2 separate regions of the Homo sapiens genome follow, and region 1 is linked to region 2. The links are chromatin contacts, found by Hi-C or POLR2A ChIA-PET in ENCODE. All regions are on one chromosome and are shown on one strand. Each heading gives the region's core, a stretch centred on a gene start or an enhancer-like site at or near the end of the contact. The rest is flanking DNA. Distances are from core to core; before and after follow the strand shown. Region 1 holds the start of LINC01569 (long intergenic non-protein coding RNA 1569). Region 2 has its middle 20 kb from the start of ADCY9.

What was found. A loop is a pair of places that touch in the nucleus more often than their neighbours do. ChIA-PET counts read pairs that join two places held with the same protein, here RNA polymerase II (POLR2A). Pooled maps may share reads with other maps.
Region 1: a map of PC-9 shows a loop between it and region 2 (9-fold over the local background). The contact joins the promoter of LINC01569 here to the enhancer-like site in region 2. A Hi-C loop is called at or near these places in 7 of 168 maps with a recorded cell type or tissue (HCT116, PC-9, heart left ventricle and 4 more), 2 of 37 single-sample maps with no recorded cell type and 5 of 50 pooled maps. POLR2A ChIA-PET finds 5 or more read pairs at or near these places in 8 of 52 experiments (MCF 10A, OCI-LY7, PC-3 and 5 more).

Annotation. Positions count from the first base shown.
Region 1 is chr16:4,251,530-4,256,762 of GRCh38, forward strand. LINC01569 (long intergenic non-protein coding RNA 1569) reads right to left here and starts at 2,260. Exons shown (of 3, transcript NR_039999.1): 1 at 2,118-2,260; 2 at 1-505. RefSeq lists enhancers at 1,142-1,764, 1,829-2,038 and a silencer at 2,269-2,528.
Region 2 is chr16:4,134,152-4,138,996 of GRCh38, forward strand. No RefSeq gene overlaps it. Among named protein-coding and RNA genes, the nearest start is that of ADCY9, 20 kb to the left of the region's middle. RefSeq lists an enhancer at 1-342. Within about 2 kb of position 2,225, at least 9 of the 41 ENCODE cell types and tissues checked have a DNase peak (open chromatin) inside an H3K27ac peak, as active enhancers do; they include HCT116, PC-9 and mammary epithelial cell, where a contact is called at or near this core.

The DNA of each region.
Region 1 (5,233 bases), core at 1,010-3,509, 120 kb after region 2:
TCTACTAAACAAAAATTACCTGGGCGTGGTGGCGGGCGCCTGTAATCCCAACAACTCGTGAGGCTGAAGCAGGAGAATCACTTGAACCCAGGAGGCAGAGGTTGCAGTGAGCTGAGATTGTGCCACTGCACTCCAACCTGGGCAACAACAGTGAAACTCCACCTCAAGAAAAAAAAAAAAAAAATTAGCCAGGCGTGCTGGCACACACCTGTGGTTCCTGTTACTCGGGAGGCTGAGACGGGAGAATCACTTGAATCCAAGAGGTGGAGGTTGCAGTGAGCTGGGATCATGCCCCTGCACTCCAGCCTGGGCAACAGAGCGAGACCCTGTCTCAATCAATCAATACACAACAGCGAAAACTAATATACTGTGACAGGAATTAAAACCAAGGCCAGGTGTGGTGGCTCATGCCTGTAATCTCAGATCTTTGGGAGGCCGAGGTGGGAGGACTGCCTGAGGACAAGAGTTTTCAGACCAGCTTGGGCAGCATGGTGAGACCTTGTTCCTATTTTTTAAAAAAAGAGAAGAAATTAAAACTATGGTGAGATTCCACCATACACCTACCAGAATACCTAAATAATGATAAATCTGACAATACTAAGTGCTGGTGGGAATGCAAGGCAACTGGAACTCTCATAAAAATGGTAGAGAATAGAGAACTACATACACATAAAACATTAAAAAACGTGTAAATCTGAGTAAGTCCCATGTACAGTACCAATGTCAATTACCTGGCTTCTATGCTAACTGTAGCTATGCAAGATGTTAACACTGAGGGATACTGGGTGATCTCCCTATACATCTCTTTCTTTTAAAAAAAAAAAAAAAAAAAAAGATAGGCCAAGAGCAGTGGCTGACGTCGTAATCCCAGCACTTTGGGAGGCCGAGACGGGCAGATCACCTTAAGTCAGAAGTTTAAGACCAGCCTGGCCAACATGGTGAAACCCGTCTCTACTAAAAATACAAAAAAATTAGCTGGGCGTGGTGGCGCACACCTGTAATCCCAAATAACTCGGGAGGCTGAGAAAGAAGAATCACTTGAACCCGGGAGGCGGAGGTCCACTGCGCTCCAGCATGGGTGACAGACCGAGGCTCTGTCTCAAAAACAAATAGAGATGAGGTCTTGCTATGTTGTCCAGGCTAGTCTAGAAATCCAGGGCTAAAGCCATCTTCCCCCTTCAGCCTCTCTAGTAGCTGAGACTACAGGTTAGAACCACCAACCCAGACTTCTCCCTGTACATTTCAATAATTATTTCAAAACTTAAAAATCTGAAAGAAAGCAAACTGCTTGATAGTGGCAGAAAGCAAGCATGAGGGGATTCTGGGGCTTGCTGGGGGTGTTGGCTACCTGGGTGTATGTTCAGTTTGTGAAAATTCACGGAGCGCCTAAGCTATGCACCCTCTTCTGAATGTGTTACCCAGTACTCCAATAAAAGGCTTTTGGCCCTGGAGAGGTGGCTCACGCCTGTAATCCCAGCACTTTGGGAGGCCAAGGCGGGCGGAGCACCTGAGGTCGGGAGTTCGAGACCAGCCTGACCAACATGGAGAAACCCCGTCTCTACTATAAGTACAAAATTAGCCGGGCGTGGTGGCGCATGCCTGCAACCCCAGCTACTCAGGAGGCTGAGGCGGAAAATCGCTTGAACCCGGGAGGCGGGGGTTGCGGTGAGCCCAGATCGCGCCACTGCACTCCAGCCTGGTCAACATGAGCTAAATTACGTCTCAAAAAAAAAATAAATAAATAAAACAGCCGAGCTGGAGGTGTGTGCCTGTAATCCCAGCTACTCAGGAGGCTGAGGCGGGAGGCTCGCTTGAGCCCGGAAGGTGGAGGCTGCAGTGAGCCGAGATCGCGTCACTGCACTCCAGCCTGGGCGACACAGCACGACTCTTTTAAAAACAGGTTTTGTTGAGTGCCGCATTGATCCGGTCCCTCCCACGCCCCCTGTGCTTCACAAAAACGTCAGGTCCGAGCTCCGGCGCGGCGGTCTCCTCCTCCGCGGGTCCGGGCCGGAACTCGGCAGAAGGACGAGCAGCTCCTTGGGGCCGGCAGTCTCCCATCGCACTGAGATTGACACGGCAATGTTTCGGATACTCTGGGTAAAAATTAAATGTCTTACGAAAAGTCCTGTCACCCGTTTCTTGATTACTTTTTACGGCGGCTTCCAGAACCTTTCGTCAGCGCGAGCTCCATGCCCGGAGGCCGCCGTCACCTGCTCTCCGGGAAGGCCCTGGGCAGGCAGGCAGCGCGCTGAAGGAGTCCGGGAGCAGATCGTGCGAGAGAGCGCGCGGGCGCCAGGCGCGGGGGCGGGGCCAGACGTGCGTGCTGGCGGGAGCGCGCGCGCCATGGCCTGAGGCGTCTGGGAACATGCGCGGCGAGGGGACGGGCGGGGCGAGTCCGGGAAGGGGCGGGGCCGCAGCCGCGCCCCTGACTTCCACCGCCTGCGGGTGAGACCGCCTACCATCGCCCGGCGCGCTTGAGCATGCAAGGGGAGGTGGGATTCCCCTGGCCCGCCCCCAAGCCACGCCTCTGGCCTATGAGAACTGAGCTGTCCCGCAGGGACCGAGAGAGGAGCCTCCGCTTTCGCAGGGGCTGGGCGTTCCGGGCGCACTGCGCCCTCTGTTGATCCTCTTAGGAGCTGCGTGGGGACCGTCGGGCCTGCCGTTTCGCACCTGGCCGAAAGGGGTCGCTGTGCCGGGCCAGATCCTATGTAAATTTAGCTGGATAATCTCAGCAAGAGAAAATTGGCTGCAGTGCAAAGAAGCCAGGCTCAAAAGGCAGGGTTATCCCATTTCTATGACATGTCACAGGTAAGACTATGGCAACATAGATCAGTGGCTCCTAGGGGCTGGGTTGACCACCAAGAGGCATGGGGGGCATTGGAAATGAAGGAACTAATTCATATCTTTTTTATTTTGCTTTGGTTTTATTTATTATTTATCTATTTATTTATTTTTGAGACAGTTTCGCTCTTGTTGCCCAGGCTGGAGTGCAATGGCGCGATCTCGGCCCACCGCAACCTCCGCCGCCTGGGTTCAAGCGATTCTCGTGTCTTAGCCTCCCGAGTAGCTGGGATTACAGGCATGCGCCACCACGCCCGGTTAATTTTGTATTTTTAGTAGAGACAAGGTTTCTCCATGTTGGTCAGGCTGCTGTCGAACTCCCGACTTCAGGTGATCCGCCCACCTTGGCCTCCCAAAGTGCTGGAATTACAGGCGTGAGCCACCGTACCCGGCCTGTTTTATTTTTTCTTTAAATCATATCTTGATCATAGTGGTGGGTAGGAAACTATGCATTTGCGTGTAGGAAACACGCAAAACCAAAAATCAGAAAGTGTGACTTCTACTAAATGTAACTACTTTCATTTTTAAAAATTATTTATTTATTTATTTATTTTTTAAGATGGAGTGTCGCCCTGTCACCCAGGCTGGAGTGCAGTGGCACAATCTCAGCTCACTGCAACCTCCACCTCCCCGGTGCAAGTGATTCTCCTGCCTCAGCCTCACCAGTAGCTGGGACCACAGTTACTGGCATTCGCCACCATGCCAGGCTAATTTTTGTATTTTTAGTAGAGACGGGGTTCCACCATGTTGGCCAGGCTGGTCTCAAACTCCTGACCTCAAGTGATCCGCCCACCTCGGCCTCTCAAACTGCTGGGATTACAGGCGTGAACCACTACTGTGCCCAGCCTAATTTTTGTATTTTAGTAGAGTTGGGGTTTCACCATGTTGGCCAGGCTGGTCTTGAACTCCTGACCTCATGTGATCCACCCGCCTCGGCCTCCCAAAGTGCTGGGATTACAGGTGTGAGCCACCACGCCCAGCCAACTACTTTAATTTTTTAAAAAAGATATTAAAACCAGAAAGCAGGTGGTTGCTGGAGACTGGGAGGAGGGGGAAGGAGTGACTGCTTCATGGAGTCATTTTGGAGTGACGGACATGTTTTGGAACCAGGTAGGCTGTGTAACACTGTGAATGTATGAAGTGCCATTGAATTGTTCACTGTAAAATTCCAAGAAAACCTGCAGACTCCTGCCTTTCTGTGAAGAGTTCGTGTCCACTGTCATCGTGGGGTGAGCTGTGATTCTGCCTTCTGCTCTGGCCTCAGTCCCCAAGCACCCAGCACTGTGAGCATGAGGCATAGGAGGGGACCACGGTGTAAATCGATCTCTGGTCACGGAAGAGTGAAGGATTTAAAGGACCATGGCCTAGCCTGGGCAACATGGCAAAACCCTGCCTCTACAATAAAATATAAAAAAGTCAGCCGGGCCCAGGCCAGGCACGGTGGCTCACACCTGTAATCCCAGGACTTTGGGAGGCCAAGGTGGGTGGATCACCTGAGGTCAGGAGTTCAAGACCAGCCTGGCCAACATGGTGAAACCCCATCTCTACTAACAATACAAAAATTAGCTGGGCATGATGGTGGGTGCCTGTAGTCCCAGCTACTCAGGAGGTTGAGGCAGGAGAATCGCTTGAACCTGTGAGGCAGAGGTTCCAGTGAGCCAAGATCGTGCCATTGCATTCCAGCCTGGGTGACACAGCAAGACTCCATCTCAAAAAAAAAAAAAAAAAAAAAAATTAGCCAGGCTTTGTGGTACAGGCCTGTAGTCCTAGCTACTAGGGAGGCTGAGGTGGGAGGATCACTTGAGACCAGGAGGTCAAGGATGCAGTGAACTGTGATCAAAACACTGCACTGCAGCCTGGGCGACAGAGCAGGACCCCATCTCACACCAAAAAATAATAATAAAAATTTAAAAATAGCCAGGCATGGTGGCTCATCCCTTTAATCCCAGAACTTTGGGAGGCCGAGGTAGGCGGATCACTTGAGGTCAGGAGTTCAAGACCAGCCTGGTCAACATGGTGAAACCCTGTCTCTACTAAAAATACAAAAATTAGCTGGGCATGGTGGTGCACTCCCGTAGTCCCAGCTACTTGAGAGGCTGAGGCAAGAAGATTGCTTGAACCCAGGAGATAGAGGATGCAGTGAGCCGAGATCACGCCACTGCACTCCAGACTGGGAGACAGAGACTCTGTCTCGAAATAAAGGACCATGCCAATCCCCAATAGGATGCAATGTCCTTGTGCCGTTATTATCGCCAATTTTTAGAAGAAGAAATTGAGGCTCAGAGGAAGCGGTTTGTCAGAGGGGGAACTGACCTCTGGCAGACCAATTCCAGGATCTTAGCACTTAAACACCACACCACGGGGGGGCAGGGGGGTGCTGGGGGGGTGCGGT
Region 2 (4,845 bases), core at 975-3,474:
GCAGGGACAGTGGCCATTCAGGAGTGCCCTGGTTTCCAAAGTGATAGAGGTCAGATGTGCCTGGCCACACGCAATCCTGGGCTTCATTTATATGCAACAAACCCATTATCTGCTCCCAACAAATAGGGAAGGAGGCTAAGACGTAGGCGGATGAAGGGAAAGTGCCTCCAAGACCTGCAAGTTAGGATAGAGCTGGCAGCCAGGGGTTAGGGAAGTGGAAGGAGGCCCTGCGGGTTCTGGAAGAGGACTGTGTGCAGCTACAGCAGCGGGCTTTGCAGTGGGACTGCCTGGCTTCAGACCTTGGCTCTTCAGCTTGCTGTGCAACCTTGGGATAGTTACTCAACCTCTCTCGACCTCAGTTCTCTTCCCTGTCAACCGAAGACCAAAATAGAACCTACATTATAGGGCTATTATGAGGATTAAATCAAACAAGCCAAAAAAAGCACTTCACACAATACCTGGTATGTAGTAAATACTCAACTAATGCGGGCTATTATCAACCAGCCACACTGGAGGGAAGCCTTGAAGGAGGGTGTGGTTTTCTGTGTCAGCTTGGCCAGGCTATGGTATTTGGCTGTTTGGTCAAACGCCAGTCCAGATGCTGCTGTGAAGGTATTGTTTTAGGTGTGATTAATTAATATTTATATCAGTAGACTTTCAGTAAAGGAAATCACCCTTCACAATGTAGGGGGGCTTTATCCAATCAGTTGAAGGCCTTAAGAGAAAAGACTGAGGTTCCCAGAGAAATAAGAGATTCTGCCTCCAGGCTCAAGGCTGCAGCATTGGCTGGGTGTGGTGGCTCATGCCTGTAATCCCAGCACTTTGGGAGGCTGAGGTGCGTGGATCACCTGAGGTCAGGAGCTCAAGACCAGCCTAGTCAACATGTTGAAACCCCGTCTCTATTAAAAATAGAAACATTAGCCGGGCGTGGTGGCACACTCCTGTAGGCCCAGCTACTCGGGAGGCTGAGGCAGGAGAATTGCTTGAGCCTGGGAGGCAAAGGTTGCAGTGAGCCAAGATCACGCCACTGGACTCCAGCCTGAGTGACAGAGTGAGTCTCCATCTCAAAAAAAAAAAAAAAAAAAAAAACAAAACACCAGGACTGCAGCATCAACTCTTCCCTGAGTCTCCAGCCTGCTGGGCTGCTCTACAGATTTCAGACTTGCCAGCCCCCCAATCCCATGAAACTATTTATTTATTTAGAGACAGGGTCTCACTCTGTCACCTAGGCCAGAGTGCAGTGGTGTGATCATAGCTCACTGCAGCCTTGACCTCCCAGGCTCAAGCAATCCTCCTGCCTCAGCCTGCAGAGTAGTTGGGACTATAGGTGCATGCCACCATGCTCAGATAATTTTTAAATTTTTTGTAGAGATGGGATCCCATTATGTTGTCCAGGCTGGTCTCAAGCTTCTGAGTTCAAGAGATTCTCCCATCTCAGCATCCCAAGTTGCTGGGATTATAGGCATGAGCACTGCACCTAACTGACAATTCCTTTAGGTAGGTAGGTAGCTAGAGGATAGGGATGGATGGAGGAATGGATGGATGGATGGATGGATGGATGGATGGATGGATGGTTGGTTGGTGGTTGGGTGGATGGTTGGTTGGTGGTTGGGTGGATGGATGGATGGATGGACGGTTGGTTGGATGGGTGGGTGAATGGATGGATGGGTGTGTGGATGGATAGACAGATATAGATCTAGCTATCTATCCTTCTATCTGTCCACATATCCTATCAGTTCTGTTTCTCCATAGAACTCTAATACAGTCAGATTAGTGGCCAGAAGACACAAGGACAAATGTCCCAGGCAAAGCCCAAGAGTGTGGGCTGTGCTATGGAGGATCAAACAGGCCAGTGAAGCCACCGGGCACAAGGTGCAAGAGAAGACATCAGGAAATGAAGCAGAACTGCAGGTTGTAGTCATGGTGCAAGGTGGCTCAGCAGCCAGCTGGAAGCCTTTGGAAGATGGAGAGGCAGAGAGTGAGCGTAGGGCTGTCCTTGAGGAAGAGGCATGCACAAAGCCAGCCATGCACACTCCCCAGCCGTATCTGCTGCCAAAGCGAAACCAGGATGGCTGTAGAAATTTGCTTCAAATGAAGAAACCTGTCCCTTGACGGGGACAAATGATGTCAAGCACAAGTGCAGAAGCAGACCACATTCCTGCCACACCATGGCTCAAAGTCACAAGGCAGAAACACCTGAGAAGGGGGGAAGGTCTGAAGGAGGAGCCAGGTCTGGCCACGTTCTCCTTTGGAATCTGGGTGTGGCCACCCTACATGGGGATCTGGAATGTGCCGTGCTGCAAAGTGAATTCCTGGTGCATTTTTGAGGCTCAGGTGATCCCGAAGTTATGGCTGTCATGAGAAAGCAGCACCCTGCAGACAAAAGGTTCTGGAAGGTGGGCAGTACAAGCTGGCTTCATCCAGGAGCCCTGCTCACAGCCTGGTGCTCAATGGATATCATCCCCACCGGAAGTTCTAGGAGCTGCCCTTGGTTAATGAGCCTGGCAGCTAAATGGCGTCACTTGCCAGGTCACATGGGCAAATGGCCAGCGCCTCGTTCCTGGAGACAAGGCGGAGTCATTCAGTTCTTTTGTTATTGTTGCTAGAGATGGAGTTTCACTCTTGCTGCCCAGGCTGGAGTGCAGTGGTGCAATCTCAGCTCACTGTAACCTCTGCCTCCCAGGTTCAAGCGATTATACTGCCTCAGCCTCCTGAGTAGCTGGGATTATAGGCACCCGCCACCACACCTGGCTAATTTTTGTATTTTTAGTAGAGATGGGGTTTAACCATGTTGGCCAGGCTGGTCTCGAACTCCTGACCTCATGATCCTCTCACCTCAGCCTCCTAAAGTGCTGGGATTACAGGCGTGAGCCACAGCGCCCAGCCTAACTTTTGTATTTTCAGTAGAGACAGGGTTTCACCATGTTGTCCGGGCTGGTTTCAAACTCCTGACCTCAGGTGATCTGCCCACCGCAGCCTCCCAAATTGCCGGGATTACAGGCTTGAGCCACTGCGCCTGGCCTGGAGTCATTCAGCTCCAGGGGCTTCTTTCTTCCTTACTAAACGGCTTTGTGCAGGGAGCAGAAGTTCTGCCTGCCCTTTCTAATTGCCGGTCGCAATAATATCATTCCTATTTAAGACTGAATAATATTCCATTGCATGGATAGAGCGCATTTTGTTTATTCACTCATTTGTTGATGGAAATTTGCTTTGTTTCTACCTTTTGGCTACTGTAAAGATTACTGCTATGAACATGCATGTATAGATATCTGTTTTAAGTCTCTGCTCTTTTTTGGCTTGGTGAGGTGGCTCACGCCGATAATCCCAGCACTTTGGTAGGCTGAGGTGGAAGGATCACTTGAGCCTAGGAGTTTGAGATCAGCCTGGGCAACACACAAAGACCTCATCAAAGAGAGAGAGAAGAAAGAAAAGAAAGAAAAAGAGAAAGAAAGAAGGAAGAAAGAAAGAGAGAAGAAAGAAAAGAAAGAAAAAGAGAAAGAAGAGAAAAAGAAGAAAGAAGAAAGAAAGAAAAAGAAAGAGAAAGAAAAAGAAAGGGCACTTCAAGATGATGCAGGTTGGAACAAAAAAAACCAGATTATTATTAAACTTGTTATTAAACAGCACCTAGTTTGACAACACTTGGAGTTTGCAAAATATACGGACTCTCTTGGTTGACAAACAGAAAGGGGATTCTTCCCCAGTTGCTTCCACTGTCCACAGGACAGCAAGTGGCTGTGACTGCCTAAACGCCCTCCTCCCAAGTCACATCCAGCAGTGCCCTGCCTGCCACACCACGTCATTCGTGTCATTTCTCCCACAGGCAGCCCCTTCCTTTGTGTCAATCAAAAGCTGATGGGCACCCGGCAGGCAGCCGGTTTGCTTCTGTCGGCAGCAAATGCTGTCCACATTTCAGACCACTAGTGAAAGTGGAAAAGAAATTATTACCATATGAAGTTTCCTTGATGAAAGCAGATTTAAATTCAGCCTTCATCCCCAAATTTTCAACACTACTTTGACAGTGGTTTATCTATTCCATTTTATTTTTTATTTTTTTGAGACAGAGTTTCACTCTTGTTGCCCAGGCTGGAGTGCAATGGCGCGATCTTGGCTCGCTGCAACCTCCGTCTCCCAGTTTCAAGTGATTCTCCTGCCTCAGCCTCCCAAGTAGCTACGATTACAGGCGCCCGCCACCACACCCGGCTAATTTTGTATTTTTAGTAGAGATGGGGTTTCACCATGTTGGCCAAGCTGGTCTCAAACTCCTGACCTCAGGTGATCCGCCCGCCTTGGCCTCCCAAAGTTGACAGTAGTTTATTTTAATACGTAACTTTGAGTCATGGAATAACTGCAGAATATGCAACATATTTTTAAATTGTTTATCTGATCGTGGTGTCAAAATCCCAGTGATCAATTCATTAGGTTTGCTTGACTCCCAGAATTAATACATATTAATAAATATTTTGTTGAGTACCACTATGGTCTGAATGTTTCTGTCTCCAACAAAATCTATAGCCTCAGAGGTGATAGTGTTAGGAGGTGGGATTTTTGGGAGGTGATCAGGTCATGAGGTTGACGCCCTTATGAACAGGATTAGTGCCCTTATAAGAGGCTCCAGAGCTGCCAAGCCCCGCCCACCATCCGAGATCTCAGCAAGAAGTCACCTCTATGAACCAGGAAGCAGCCCTCACCAGACACTGAATCTGCCAGCACTTAATCTTGGACTTCCCAGCCTCCAGAACCTCGAGAAAAAAAAATTTAAGAGATAGGTTCCGGCTTTGTCCCCCAGGCTGGAATGCAGTGATGCAATCATTGTGGCTCACTGCCGCCTCAAGCTCCTGGACTCAA